Regions from separate parts of the Homo sapiens genome. Here region 1 is linked to region 2. The links are chromatin loops, found by intact Hi-C in ENCODE. Cell type or tissue: CD4-positive, alpha-beta T cell. All regions are shown on one strand.

Region 1 (8,000 bases), 150 kb before region 2:
ACTCTATAAGTTTACTAAAAATATTCAAATTAAACACTTTAAATGGGTGAATTTTATGGCATATAAATTAAATCTTGGCCGGGCACGGTGGCTCATGCCTGTAATCCCAGCACTTTGGGAGGCCGAGGTGGGTGGATCACCTGAGATCGGGAGTTCGAGACCAGCCTGACCAACATGGAGAAACCCCGTCTCTACTAAAAATACAAAATTAGCTGGGCGTGGTGGCGCATACGCCTGTAATCCCAGCTACTTGGGAGGCTGAAACAGGAGAATCGCTTGAACCCGGGAGGCAGAGATTGTGGTGAGCCGAGATCACGCCATTGCCCTCCAGCTGGGGCAACAAGAGTGAAACTCTGTCTCAAAAAAAAAAAAAACAAAACATAAATTACATTTCAATGAAGTTATTAAAAATTATATTATCATTGGAATAAAAAAGTGTTATAGTTAAGGATACACTCTAAACTGGACATAGTTGAAAATTAGGAATTGAAGACAACACTGGGGAACTCTCAGTATGCCATGCAGAGAGATCATGAGATTAAACATGATAGAGCATTAAAAGACAGAGAATAGATTTTGAGGCTCCAACAATTATCTAATAAAAGTTCCAGAGAAAGAGAATGGAAGTTGTTTAGAGAAGCAACATTTGAAGTGGAGATTGCTAAGGATTTCTAAAAAACGGAAGAAACACTAATTTATTTATGAAATATTCATCAGGTGTCTGTTTTGTGCCAGGCACTGGGAACTGAACTTAGTGAACAAATTAGATGTGCATTTTCAGTGCCAAGCAGGATAAATAAAAATACCAAGCTACATAATAATAAAACTGCAAAGCTTTAAGGAGATTTTAAGATTCTGTCTTAAAGATTAAATCTTAAAGATTTAAGACATAATCTTAAAATCTCCCAGAGACAAATGAATGATTATCTGCAGAGTAATGACAGATCAACAGCAAATTGAATATCAGCAATAGTGGACGTCAGAAAACAGTAATGATAGTGATGAGAAATAACCACGTGCACAGAATTTTTTTTACCCGGACATACTATGATTCATTAATGGGGGTGGGGGGAAAATATGTCCAGATATGCAAAAAAACAAAAGAACTCACCATCCATAGAGCTTCATTAAGAGGCCAGGCATGGTGGCTCATGCCTGTAATCACAGCACTTTGGGAGGCTGAGGTGGGAGGACTGCTTGAGTCCAGGAGTTCAAGACCAGCTTGGGCAACATGGTAAAACCCCATCTCAACAAAAAATTAGAACATTAGCTGGGTGTGGTGGCATAGGCCTGTAGTCCCAGCTATTTGAGAGGCTGATGATTGCTTGTGCCTGGGAGGCAGAAGTTGCAATGAGCAGTGATTGTGCTCCTGCACTCTAACCTGGGTAACAAAGCAATACCCTGTCTCAAAAAAAAAAAAAAAATAAAATAAAATAAAAAAATAAAAAGAAGATCCATTAAAGATGTCCTTTAGCAAGAAAAAAAAAAGAACACAGAAAGAAGACATGGAATACAAGAAACAATAAATAAAATGTCAGTAAGTTTATTTCCTGTTTTAAAAATACTAATTTCTGTGTCTTTTCACATAGATCGAAGCCCAGTAATTTTAGGGGGAGAAAAGAAAGAAAAGAAAAAATAGAATTAAAGCTATACCTCTAAATTACAGTAAGAAGACAGAGCTAGTATTTAATGGGTTGTTAAGCATCCTAAGACCTGTGTTTCGGTTAAGAGCATAATACAAATACTGAATTATTATAAACTAATAAGAAATATGTATAACTCATGATGTATATACAAGTTTAATTTAAAAATAGAAATATCAGCCAGGCACAGTGGCTCACGCCTATAATCCCAGCACTTTGGGAGGCCAAGGCAGGCAGATCACAAGGTCGAGAGATCGAGACCATCCTGGCCAACATGGTAAAACCCCATCTCTACTAAAAACACAAAAAAATTAGCTGTGCGTAGTGGCACCCACCTGTAGTCCCAGCTACTTGGAAGGCTGAGGCAGGAAGATCACTTGAACCCAGGAGGCGGAGGTTGCAGTGAGCCGAGATGGTGCCACTGCACTCCAGCCTGGCAACAGAGGGAGACAACATCTCGGAAAAAAAAAAATAAAAAACTACAATAATTACTTAATTAAGGGAAAAAAAGAGAAATACCAGAAATTTTATCAAGTAGGAAAAAAAGAAGAAAAGAAAAATTATAGTAAACAGAAAACACAAATTAGGTGGTAGAATTAGGTTAAAATATATCAATCACAAAATATATAAACGAATTAAATTCCCCTATATAAAAACAAAATTACCAAATTGAGTTTGTAAAAATTCTAGCTCTGTATGTCTGGGATACACATCTAAAACAAAACTACCCAGGCCAGGTGTGGTGGTTCATGCCTGTAATCCCAGCACTTTTGGAGGCCGCGGTGGGCAGATCACCTGAGGTCAGGAGTTCAAGACCAGCCTGGTCGACATGGCGAAACCCTGTCTCTACTAAAAATACAAAAATTATCTGGGCATGGTGGCAGGCGCCTGTAATCCCAACTACTCGGGAGGCTGAGGCAGGAGAATTGCTTGAACCCGGGAGGCAGAGGTTGCAGTGAGCCGAGATCGTGCTACTGCACTGTAGCCTGGGCGACAGAGCAAAACTCTGTCTCAAAAAAACAACAAAAAACACCGAGAAAAGTTAGAAATAAAAGGATGAAAAGAGACAGGTACTTTAACTGTTACCCCTGCAAAAGCTGGGGTAGCAATATTAATATAAGACAAATATTATTTAAGGCAAACAAACTAAAATGTGGCATAATTTTAATTGGCTGATAGTGTAAGAAAATAGATGCCATCTGACCTTGATGTTAGGAACAATTTCTTTTATATAGTCTAGGCATAATGACATTGAAGAAGAAAATGTAGTCCTAATATGCTACCTGGCCCAGCATTGGACAATATTTACATGGTCATACTAATGGAAATGTTGTTTGGTTTGCAACTTTTAGAGTCATCTCAGGGAAAAACCAAGGATGTCTTGGCAGGCAGAATGAATATGTTATCAACTTGACAAAGTAAAAATAAAAGTATGTGGACATTAGAGATTAATGGCACATGGAAGGAGGAAGAAAGTACAAGAATTAATATAGTGTACAAGAGTTAATATTCTTATATAGAGTAGGAGTCAAGAGGCCCCGTCAAAAGTTGATGGAATGAGAAATTGGAAGTTTAAGCCCGAGCACTGTGGCTCATGCCTGTAATCCCAACACTTTGGGAGGCCGAGGCAGGAGGATTGCTTGACTTCAAGAGTTCAAGACCAGCCTGGGCAAAATGGCAAAACCCTGGCTCTACTAAAAATACAAAAAATTAGCCGGGCATGGCGTTGCATGCCTGTAGCTCCAGCTACTTGGAAGTCTGAGGTGAGAGGATGGTTTGAGCCCGGGAGGCAGAGGTTACAGTGAGCAAGATCTCACCACTGCACTCCAGCCTAGGTGACAGAGCCAGATCCTGTGTCAAAAGATTTATTTAAAAAGAAAAATCAAAAACAAAAACAAAAAAACCATGCAGCCTGAACAAATTACTGGGGATGTAAACCAGAGCCACTGAGTGTGTGTGTCTTGAGAGGAGCTGTATCTCCGTGGGGTTTCTGTGACTTTTCTTGGCATTAGCTTTGACACCGGAATTTTGGTTCTACCATTGTCGATTAACAACCATAAATTCTCACATCCACTAACACTGAGGTCATTGGTATTGTAGTCCTTCGTGCCTTGAATGGCATATCTGAATTTCTGCTTTCCTGCTGGGGGCAGCAATCAACAATTATTAGTATTTCTTCCTGAATATAAAGAAGCCTGGCCAGAAAAGGATGGGTAGCCTTGCAAAGATTTTGACTGAGGTTCTGATTATTCAGCTAGAACCCTTCTCTTCCTTTCAGATACAATTTTCCATAAGGAGTGAATACCTTTTGGAAGGAAGTTGGAAGTCTAGGTGACAGGGTAAAAGGAGGACTTACTTATCTCAGTACACACTTTGGTACCTTTCAAATTTGAGGCATGAATTTTATTTTTTTTATTCAAAAGGTCTATTAAAACATACCTACTTTAATCTTTAAATGCTGAATTGATATGTTATTAAGCTTTTAAGGCTCTCTCTGCAAGGATTTTTAAGAAGAGCCAGCCTTTTGGAGCCTAAGCCCAAAGATCCTGTTGACAATTTTACAGGGAAGAAACCCAACAAATTTTTAATGACGTTGGCGGTGTTATTGCAGATAATAATTATGAGAGTGCCAATGATAAACAGCAACCCATTGCATCACCCCACAACCCAAAGCACTGAAGCTTTGTGAAGAGTGAACACCCTGATTGCCCCAGAATGGCATGTCGGTAATGCCACTGCCAACTTCCCTGAAGGCTGGCCCTGTTCTTGACATGGCTCCACTTGCTCTCGAGAGTTTCTTCTCTCTACTCTCTCAGCAGATCATTCTGTCCTTCATCACCGGATTTGGTAACCCTGACTCTAGGAATTTTCTCCACTCATTGTCGGATGCTGTGGTTGAGAATAACACATGTATTTGGGAAGAACCTACCTTTCAGTGAATTATAAATGCTCACTAGTCAAGCATCATGCACGGAAAGCATATTATTAAATGATGTGTTCGTATCTCTCAGGTGCCAAGCACGTCCACTAAAGCATTGTCTGACAATTGCAGACCTGCAGACAGGGATTGTGGGGAGAGACATATGAAAATCATTGCTACATAGACATACCACTTAGCCCAATTAATCACACATCAGCTGTCTGAATGCTGCCTGGCCCAAGGCAGACGCTGAAGTTCCATATACCTCATCGCATAGACTTGATCTTTGTCACAGAGGATTCACCATCCCTGCTGCTCCCTCCCTCCTTCCCTCCCTCCCTGTCTTCCTCCCTTCTTCTCCTTATCTTCCCTTCACTCACCAGACATCCTTTGAGCTATGTGTGCCAGACGCTCTTCCAATAAGAAGGTGTCAAGAATCCTATGCCAACTTTAAATTTAGGAAAGTCTGAAAGATGCTAACATCAGGAGATGAGGTGGGGTTTTTTCAGACTCTATCCTAGAAACAAGTGGAACAAACTCCATTTGAAACTGAGCAATTCGGCTAAGCGCGATGGCTCACGCCTGCAATCCCAGCACTTTGGGAGGCCGAGGTGGGCAGATCACTTGAGGCCAGGAGTTCAAGACCAGCCTGGCCAACATGGTGAAACTCCACCTCTACTAAAAATACAAAAAATTAGCTGGGCATGGTGGCACATGCCTGTAATCCCAGCTGCTTGGGAGGCTGAAGCAGGAGAATCTCTTGAACACAAGAGGTGGAGGTTGCAGTAAACCGAGATCGCACCACTGCACTCTAGCCTGGGCGACAGAGTGCGACTCTGTTTCAAAAAAAAAAACAAAAAACTGAGCAATTCTCATAAGAGTTGCATCTGCTTGAGTAACTCCCTCTCCTGTAGCCATACCTGATTTGGTTGGTGGGATTCTGTGGGCAATCATAAGTGTGACAGATGGAAAGATTCCACTGCTTCCTCTGAGTTCTTGGAAGGAGGAATAGAAAGGGTTGATGCCTCGTGTGGTTGTGCAAGTTCGGCCATGCAAAGAGATGCCTGGAGAAGGTAAGTCAGGGCAGAAACCTAGCACCTGCTCTGCTCGCTGAGCTATGAGGCTAAGGACCCAGAGCACAGGGCACCTTTTTCTTATTTCCACAGAGGTACTGTTTGTTCTAGGAAGCAGACCTGTGTTCTCTGATTGTAATTCTCTGATGGGAAGGTCAGGAAGTTTACAAATCAGAGTGGAAACCCACTGCAGAGAGACCCAAGTTTTACAGGGCAAGGTACAGAGTGGACATCACCATCCACATCAGGTTCCCTACTTTGAAACACCCTGGGGCCAGGATTTTTCTGGATATGCATTTGAAAGTCCTGACACATTTCTAACTTGTGATCCAGACTTCACGATGGTTCTTCTGTTTTCTACCCAATCACTCTTTACATTAGTCTTATTGATTTTTTTTTTTATTTTTGAGACAGAGTTTCACTTTTGTTGCCCAGGCTGGAGTGCAGTGGTGCGACCTTTGGTCACTGCAACCTCCACCTCCTGGGTTCAAGCGATTCTCCTGCCTCAGCCTCCCAAGTAGCTGGGATTACAGGCACGCGCCAACACGCTGGCTAATTTTTTGTATTTTTAGTAGAGACAGAGTTTCACCATGTTGGTCAGGCTAGTCTCAAACTCCTGACCTCAGGTGATCCGCCCACCTCAGCCTCCCAAAGTGCTGGGATTACAGGCATGAGCCACCACACCAGGCCAGTCGTATTGATTTTTATTTCCCAAATAAACATATCTCCTAAATGTCAATGTGTGTGCTTCATCCTAACATTTTCATATGGGAAGCTTCTAGAGCATTCCCCGGAAAGAGCCAACTAGACTTCAACTCTAGGAATTTAGGAGATGAGGCATAGAAATGCTGATTTCCCAAGACCAGCCTCATTGTCTCCTAAAAAACCTGCCTGGAAAAAAGAGCCAGGTCCCACTTGTGGTTGTGATCCTAACTCTGTACCTGCTCTTGAATAAGTCTGTAGATCTCTCTGGGCTCCACTGTCTTGATCGGTAAGCTAAGAGGATTGGGACTTTCTTGTTCTGGGAAGTCATGGTTATATCTTTTGGCTGCCAGAGGCTGGAAGCGCAAAATCAAGTTGGCAGCAAGCCCTGCTTGTAGCCCCCTGGACCCTGCATCTAGGATAAGAAGGAAAGTGTGGTTGGGAGAGCTCATGGCTGAGCTACCAAGGCACAAGAGCCCTGTTCCTCTTTCCCTATGCAGTTCATGCCAAGAGGATCGAGGATATAATTAGCCTTGGCATACTAAATATGACTGTTCTTACTTCACCTGGAGCTTCTCCTTTTGTTCCTTAAGCCCATGTGGAAGTTGCCATGCCTCCCACCTTTACGTGGGTATGCAGGATGCTACGGTAAAACATGAGGTGTTTTGAAGTCCCGGTTCCACCCTTTATTAGTTAGGTGACTGATTCCCAGTTTCCTAATCTGTAGAGATAATAATGCTTATGTCATGGAGTTGCTGTGAGGAGGAAATTAGATTCTATATAAAATCCACACCAAACAGGACCTGGCTGATCCACGTTAACTTCCTTTCCCCCACTCCACTCCCCACCTCTGTTGTTCCCTCATCCAGTGTACACCCACCCATGTCAGTAGAAACTATTATAAGTTTGCACCCTAGAGGAGTGGATTGACTGGCTAATGACACAAGCTCAGGCATGAAATAGATATGCACTTGGCTGTTTGTGGCTTGAAAAATCTCACCCCTGACATTTTTTCATTGTGAGTTTCATTTGAAGGGAGGTCTTACTAGAATGACAAAAATATGTTTTTCCCTTTGAAGTGCTGGGTGCCTCCAGTTACATTATATATAATTGTCCTATGTGTGTGCTTGGAAGAGCTTAGCATCCAATGGGTCTGCTCAAATGGCATTGAGAAGTTCCCTGAAGTTTCAACCTGAGGCTCTCTGATAAATTGATTTTTCTCCCACCATTCATTTGTGATTTGAAGCCCAACTATGCTGTCCCATCTGTCTCTTTTAGTGAAATGTACAAGCTGCAACAACCATATACTGTCTCTATCTGTATAAAACAGGAGAGTGGGTATAATATATATTGGTTAAGTCCATATTTAGAGTGGCTCAGCTGTTTACTAGCTTTGTGACCTTGAGTAAACTAGTTAACTCCAGTTTCCTCATCTAAAAAAAATGAGGTCAACCTGATAAATCTGTTGTGAAGATTAAAAGACTCAATATATATAAAGTGTCTGGTACGTAATAAGTTCTCATAAATAATAATTATTAATAATGTTGATGATCTCTTCTCCACATGATAAGTACTCATATCTTAGAACAAAGCCAAGAATGGTGCAGTTAATTACAATAGAATAGGGTCGGTAGAGAGGAGCCAGTACCTAGAACTTGAATG
Region 2 (8,000 bases):
GAAAACTGAGACTACCTCTCTTCCTTCAAGGTTAGGCTGCCTAGCAGGGCCCAGGAACCCATGGTGAGTTACAAATTTGTCCGAAGTTATCAAATCTTTATTTTAATGTAAGAAAGGGGGGAAAGTCTTATGTAAATATTATCTCAACAGGTGGCCCTAAAGTTTATCTTTGGGAAGGAGCATTCTTGGTTCTACCAAAAAATACTTTCATAATTCTTCTAGACATATAAGGTTGATTCTCAAGTTGTAAAGCCTGGTTGTGAAGTGTAGAAAGAGAGAAAACAGAAATGAGACAGGAAGAGAGAAAAGGTAGAGAGCAGTGATACAGTAAAATTCCCAATGATGAAACAGCTAAAAGAACTTTTAAGAGGAATCTAGGCTGGGCACAGTGGCTCATGCCTGTAATCCCAGCACTTTGGGAGGCCGAGGTGGGCAGATCACGAGGTCAGGAAATCGAGATCATCCTGGCTAACAGGTGAAACCCCATCTCTACTAAAAATACAAAAATCACCTGGGTGTGGTGGTGCGAGCCTGTAATCCCAGCTACTCAGGAGGCTGAGGCAGGAGAATCGCTTGAACCCGGGAGGCGGAGGTTGCAGTGAGCCGAGATCGCGCCACTGCACTCCAGCCTGCGCAACAGAGTGAGACTCCCTCTCAAAAAAAAAAAAAAAAAAAAAAAAGGAATCTAATATTTAAGCTGAATTCTTAGGGCTTGTATTGTATGGATGTAAATTCCTTCATCTCTCCAAGTTTTCAGCATCATCTCCTCAAATGAAGGCCATGTTGGCTGGGGCAGGTGGGGGCCGTTGAGGAGAATGGGGAAGTAGCTGTGTTCTGTATCTAGGTCCATGGACTGTTGTGCGATGGGTCATGATCTAAACTTACTAGCAGAAACACAATCTTAGAGCAGAAGCAACTGTGAGAAGTTAAGTCCCCCAGACATTTGCAAAAATTTGGAGAGCATTGATTTCTGCAAGTTATAGAATGGGGACTTTATTTTTTATTTCTTTATTTTTTTGAGGCAGAGTCTCACTCTGTCACCCAGGCTGGAGTGCAGCGGCATGATCTCGGCTCACTGCAACCTCCGCCTCCTGGGTTCAAGCAATTCTCCTGCCTCAGCCTCCCGGGTAGCTGGAATTACAGGCGTGCACCACCACACCTGGCTAATCCTTTTGTATTTTTAGTAGAGATGGGGTTTCACCATGTTGGCCAGGCTGGTCTCTAACTCCTGACCTCGAGTGAACCACCTGCCTCGGCCTCCCAAAGTGTTGGGATTACAGGCGTGAGCCACTGCGCCCGGCCAAGGGGACTTTAAATTATACTAAATCTAGTGAGCAGGGTGATCTCAGCTAACACCTTGCAGTTATCTAAAATGTCACTAAATCTGTGTTTGTCTTTCCAAGGAGCTGGCTTCCTTCATATCTTTGAGGAAATGTCTCTCCATATTGTTCAATTCACCTTCCAGAAACTGGTGGGAAGAGACAGAAACTCAGTTTCAAAGCCTCTGCCAGTTCTTCCAATGGTCCTTTTTTAAGCCAAGCAAATTAGATATGATTAAGGCTTTTGTAATCTGTAAAATGTGTTTAATCACAATAGCTTTTTCACAGGATTGTGGTGAAGATTAAACAATTAATATGTATACAGTGCTTTAGGAGTGCCTGGCACAAAAGTAAATTCTATATGCCTTGCCACACAGTAATCTCACCTGGAGAAGCTCTGAAACTACTGATGCCGGGGATCGGGTTGACGGGGGCCCTGACCAATTAAGTCATAAACTCTGGAGTGGGGCTGACATGTCAGCATTTTTCAAAGCCTCCTAGATAATTCTAATGTGCAGTCAGCATTAACAACCACTGCTTTACGGGCTATTATTTTACCAAAATGATACACTAAATGTTGATTTCTTAGGAACAAAACTCTTCACGCAAGTTGTTTGTTAAGAGATTCGATATTCCCGCATTCATCCCCTTAGGGGACCGGAGGTGGCAGGTGCAATTTGCATTTAGATTTTCCGTAAGGAATGTTAATTGCTTAAGCTGTCATAAAAGAGTGGACATTTTATGTTTTCCTGGTGGAAGCGAGAGAAGAGTGAGCACAGTGTGGCTGAACTCTGATCTGTATGTCTCTTTGGGAGGTTCTCCAAACCCAGCAAAGCAAGAGATCCTGCTTACTTGCTGGACTTGTGTGCTGCTAGAAATGCAAGACTGAGTCAGCTAAGAGCAGTGCCAAAAAGTCACCAAGCCACCGCATGTAGCCTGAGATCACGAGGAAACAAAAAGTCTTTCTAAGGTCAAAAAGTTCTGCCTATATTTCCAGATCTTCTTCTTGGTTTCTAAGCAGCCAGCCACCTGCTCTCAGCTTTCACCTAGGACTCAACAATTTCAGGAAGGAAAAAGATTATTCTAGGTCAGAAGGATTCTGGGAAATGTTAAATAACCTTGCCTGTGGAGAGTACCTTTTTTTTGGCCTCTTTCTGACCTTGGCAGACATGTCCATCTTCTGGGAGCCATAGAAGACAGCCCTTCATCTTTTCCTAGTTGGTGCCTTCTTCTAGACCTAAATTCCTGATCTCATGCTGAAACCCAGATTAACAACTTTTTGGGGGGGAGGGGAGTTGTTTGAGATTAGAGCGGTAAAAATTAGCCTGGTCGGGGAGGGGGGATCGGTTTCTAGATTCATTCATTTATGTGTCCATAGTGCCTGCCTGGTGCCAATCTGTAAAGGGCCTATGGAAATATAAGTTATTGAGGTAGAAATATACAGAACATCTCAGGTAGGGGCCAGGGACGGTGGCTCATGCCTGTAATCCCAGTACTTTGGTAGGCTGAGGTAGGAGGACCACTTGAGCCCAAGAACTCAAGACCAGTCTAGACAACATACTGAGACCCTCTCTCTACAAAAAAAAAAAAAAAAAAAATTTAAAAATTAGCCCAGTGTGGTGGCATGCACCTGTAGTCCTAGCTCCTTGGGAGGCTGAGGCAGGAGGACCGCTTGTGGCCAGGAGTTCAAGGCTGCAGTGAGCTATGATTGAGCCACTGTACTCCAGCCTGGGCAACAGAATAAGACCAAAAAAACAAAAACAAAGAAAATCCCCAGAACATCTTGTCTTTATAGATATGTATGAAGGCTACCCTTCAAGGACAAGGGCAAGTTGCACATGCAGTGGTTTGATTAAGGAGTTTAAAGGCAGAACCTGTCTGCTCAATATGGACAAGAATATCCTTGTTTACAGTGCCTATCACAGACCACTGGGCTCCATGTGGAATTCGAGCAAATGCTAGGAAACCACACACTATGCAGACTAAGCATTACACATAAAAGTAGAGTTAGCGCAGGAAGCATGGAAGGAAAAAGTAAGAAGTCTCACTGTGGTCCAGGACAGGTTGAGGACCCTCTCTCCTAGAGAGTGAACGTCCCAGGGCACTGGGGTAAGAGTGAGCCCAGGCTGGCCCAGCTGGCTGTGTGGGAAGGGCAGAAGCTGCCCTGGCCTTTGGCGTCAGCCACGTGCACTTTGTCAGACTGCCATCTGCTGAGCACTTGTTAGCAATTCCCTCTGCTTTTATGTCACACACCTGGAGTCCCCTCACTGTTAGAGATCTTCTGAGCCCCAAAGTGAGGCCCTTATTAGGAAGCAAAAGCGATAGAAACAAGAAGCCCTGGAGCCTGTGACTGAGGACACTACTCTTTTTTTTTTTTTTTTTTTTTTAATGAGACAGAATCTCACTCTGTCACCCAGGCTGGAGTGCGGGGTCGTTATCTAGGCTAACTGCAACCTCCATCTCTCGGGTTCAAGCGATTCTTGTGCCTCAGCCTCCCAAGTAGCTGGGATTACAGGCACACGCCACCACACCTGGCTAATTTTTGTATTTTGAGTAGAGACAGGGTTGCACCATGTTGGCCAGGCTGGTCTCGAACTCCCGACCTCAAGTGATCTCCACCCACCTAGGCCTCCCAAAGTGCTGGGATTACAGGCATGAGCCACTGTGCCCGGCCGACACTACTCTTTTCTTCTCTGAACCTCATTCCTGTATTTTATAAAGGAGCAGAAGGCTCTAGATTTTCTTTCCTCCCATCTACGCACATTTACAGCACCCTCTACCTCCCCCATCATAGCAACTATATAGTGACTGCTTCGTGTGTCTGCCTGACCAGATTGTGAGCTCAACATGAAAGGGGTTGTGTCTGTCTTGTTCATCCTGTGTCCTCAATGGTATGTACACAGATACTCAAAAAAGTATCTGTTGAATGAGAGAGGAAAGGAGAAAGGAAGGAAGTGAGGGAGGGAGGAAGGAAGGAATGGAGAGAAGGAGGGTAAGATATCCCAGCAGGTCACTACAGCCTATTTGTGAGAAAGCTGCTAGGAGCCTTGAAATTCCCTGCAAATGAGGAAGGGAGAAAGCTATTTCTCTCCCATCCCCACGAAGAGAAAATAAACGAGGCAAGCTGCAAATGGCGAAACAAGATGTGGTCTAGATTTCTAACAGAAGACTCTGTACACCTGATAAAGCAAAGCTACTTGTGGGGACCCAAATTTTGTGACATACCAGGCTGGTCCTGGAGGGTGGGTAATAGAACAGGGGGTAGAAGGGTTTTCTTCCAATGGTATCAGAGAGGTCTGAAGCTTTGCAAGAGCCGGAAAATGGAACTTTGTTAAAGCTTTGCAGTTTACACGCATTGTCTTATTGTCAAAAGAACTGCATAGAATAGAGAGGTCACGGGCCAGTCACGGTGGCTCACATCTGTAATCCCAGCAGTTTGGGAGGCCAAGGCAGGTGGATCAGCTGAGGTCAGGAGCTCGAGACCAGCCTGGCCAACATGGCGAGACCCCATTTCTACTAAAAATACCAAAAAAAGAAAATTAGCCAGGCATGGCGGTGTGTGCCTGTAATGCCCCCTAAGTGGGAGGCTGAGGCAGGAGAATTGCTTGAACCCGGAAGGCAGAGGTTGCAGTGAGCTGAGACTGTGCCACTACACTCCAGCCTGGGTGACATGGCGAGACTCCCTCTCAAAAAAAAAAAAAAAAAAGATCACCTGAGGACTGGGGAAGAACAGTGACATTAGCACAGGCTAGGAATAGACCTCATAGCCCCAGAATTCTTCCTCTACCTGGAGTAATTTGGAGGAGACTCTAATGTGTGCCCTTAACTCATGTGGCCTCAGAGAACAAGGTGAAGGGAAAGCTGGTGGACTTGAAAGCTCAGGGGGTCTGGGTCATGACAAAAAGCTCTGAGTGTAAACTGGGCTCTTGATTTTTCTAAAAAAAAAAAAAAATTGAATACTGAGAGATAGATATTTCTCATTAGATTATTTTTTACGGTAACCCTGACTTCATGCTCAAAGCATGGAATCACGGAATCACAGGCCTTGCCCACCAGCCCATCTCAACTTCTGTAGAGAGTCTCCCTAACCCCTGACTTTCTATAACTCCAACATCAATAGCAGCTGTCATTTTATTCAGCTTCTTTCTGCCCACAAAGCCAGGACTAGGGGGAGGCAAGTGATGCCTCCCTTGGGTGCAAAATTCGAAAGGTGCCAAAAACCTCAGTAATCATCATAAAGAACATTTCTAAAATTCAAAATTAATGCAATAAAAATCCATGGTGAATAAAATATCTTTTTTTTTTTTTTTTTTTGAGACGGAGTCTTACTCTGTCGCCCAGGCTGGAGTGCAGTGGCACAATCTTGGCTCACTGCAACCTCTGCCTCCTGGGTTGGAGCAATTCTCCTGCCTCAGCCTCTCAAGTAGCTGGGATTACAGGTGTGCACCACCACGCCCAGCTAATTTTTGTATTTTTAGTAGAGATGGGGTTTCGCCATGTTGGCCAGGCTGGTCTTGAACTCCTGACCTCAGGTGATCCAACCACCTCAGCCTCCCCGAGTGTTGGGATTACAGGTGTGAGCCACCACGCCTGGCCCAAAATTTTAAATAAAGACACAATCTAACTTTGCTCCAGCTCCACCTTGAGAGCCAGTCCCATCTCAGCTCTGACGAAACTCATTCTCATTTTAGGGCCTTTATCCTTGCTGTCCTCTCTGGAATATTCCTCTCAGTTCCCTACATACTTGGCTCCTCATTGTTTAGGTTTCTGTTCTAACATTATCCTCTCAGGAAAGCCTTCTCTTATCTGACTTCACTATCTAAAATTCCCCACTCCCCACCCTCCCTACCCCTGTACAGGTCCTCCCTATTCTACTAATGCTTTGTGGTTTCAGAGCACTTACAACTATAATAATATTCTGTTACTTGTTTATGTCTCTGCTGATATCTCTCCAGTGTTCAACACATAGTATGTGCTCAAAAAATATTACTTGCGCAAATGAAGGGAATGAGTGAAGCACCTATTAGAGATGGTGCTCAGGGCTTTACATGTATTATCTCATTTAATCCTCTCAATAATCCCCTGAGAGAGATTCAATCACCACAGTTTTAAAGTGAGTAATCTGAGGTTTAGAGAGGTTAAGAGACATCTTCAAGGTCACATAGCTAGTAAACGAGGGAAGGCTAAACTCATCCAGAATCCTGTTTCTTTCCGCCACCTCTCCTGTTGCCAGGCAGGTGCAAGCCTCATCAACTCCCTCTCGAATGACTGCAGTGGCCTCCTGGTCAGTGTCCTGGCCTGCATCCTTGGCCCCCAGCAGTCCTTCTGCAACACAACAACTGTTTAAATGTTTTATTTTATTTTATTTTATTTTATTTTATTTTATTTTATTTTTATTATTTTTAGACAGAGTTTCACTCTTATTGTCCAGGCTGCAGTGTAATGGCATGATCTCGGCTCACTGCAACCTCCGCCTCCTGGGTTCAAGCGATTGTCCTTCCTCAGCCTCCTGAGCCCCGCCTGTTTAAAGGTTTTCAATTGTAAGTCAGCGCACCTCTCCCCTCAGCTTAACTCTCTTCAGTGCTGGCTGGGTGTGGTGGCTCACGCCTGTAATCCCAGCACTTTGGGAGGCCGAGGTGGGTGTATCACTTGAGCTCAGGAGTTTGAGACCGGCCTGGCCAATATGGTGAAACTCCGTCTCTACTAAAAATACAAAAATTAGCTAGGCATGGTGGCAGGCACCTGTAATCCCAGCTACTCAGGAGGCTGAGGCAGGAGAATCACTTGAACCCGGGAGGTGGAGGTTGCAGTGAGCCAAGTTGCACCACTGCACTCCAGCCTGGGTGACAGAGCAAGACTCTGTCTCAAAAAAATAAAAAAAGAAATCTCTCCAGTGCTGTCCCTTGCTCTCAGACCATAAGCCAGAAAAACCTCCTGGTTACTATGTGATCCATTCCCCATGACCTGTCACTCGCTCACTCTGCTCAGCCACTCTGGCCTCCTTGCCATTCCTTGAACACACAGGGCATACTTCCACCTTGCTTGTCTCCCATTCTCAGACTGCTGTCCCTCAGGCAGCCACATGGCTCACTTGCTCACCTTCCAGCTTTTGTTGAAATGCTGTCATCTCTATAAATCCTGCCTTGAACTTAGCCAAGGACGGTGGCTCATACCTACAATCCCAGCACTTTGGAAGGCCAAGGCGGGAGGATTGCTTGAGGCCAGGAATTCAAGACCAGCCTGGGCAACATAGTTGGACCCAGTCTCTACAAATAATAATAATAATAATGATAATAATAATAAATACATACATACATAAAAATAGTTGGGCGCGGTGGCTTTAGCCCAGGAGTTTGAGACTGCAATGAGCCCTGATCGTGCCACTGCCCTCCAGCCTGGGTGACACAGTGAGACCCTGTCTCTAAAAATAAATAAATAAAATAAAAATAAAAACTAGAACCCAGCCTCGTACTACTGCTCCATCACACCAGCCTTTCCTCCTATATAGCATTTAGCTATCCCCTTCTAAGATATCTTGTCATTTGGCTTATTAATACTATTTGGTTTACTGACTGTCTTCCACCCACTCAAATGCAAGTTCCATTAGGGCAGAGATCCTATCTGTTTTGTTTGCTGGTGTGTCCTGCCACTACACAAATGCTCAATCAATATTTTCTGAGT

What was found. Hi-C counts contacts between places; a loop is a spot of excess contacts. Peaks named below come from ENCODE experiments on the same cell type or tissue, not always from the same donor. Only the 100,000 strongest peaks of a DNase experiment are listed, where the experiment ranks them.
Region 1: it touches region 2 in a loop (3.0-fold over the local background); 8 of 110 quality-filtered maps call a loop at or near these places.

The regions. Positions count from the first base shown.
Region 1 is chr9:111,824,603-111,832,602 of GRCh38, forward strand. No RefSeq gene overlaps it. Among named protein-coding and RNA genes, the nearest start is that of SHOC1, 34 kb to the left of the region's middle. In CD4-positive, alpha-beta T cell, CTCF peaks have their summits at 3,804 (motif pointing right) and 4,031; a DNase peak (open chromatin) is centred at 3,779.
Region 2 is chr9:111,972,390-111,980,389 of GRCh38, forward strand. No RefSeq gene overlaps it. Among named protein-coding and RNA genes, the nearest start is that of MIR4668, 44 kb to the left of the region's middle. RefSeq lists a silencer at 1,964-2,194. In CD4-positive, alpha-beta T cell, no CTCF peak of the experiment used is centred here; a DNase peak (open chromatin) is centred at 3,512.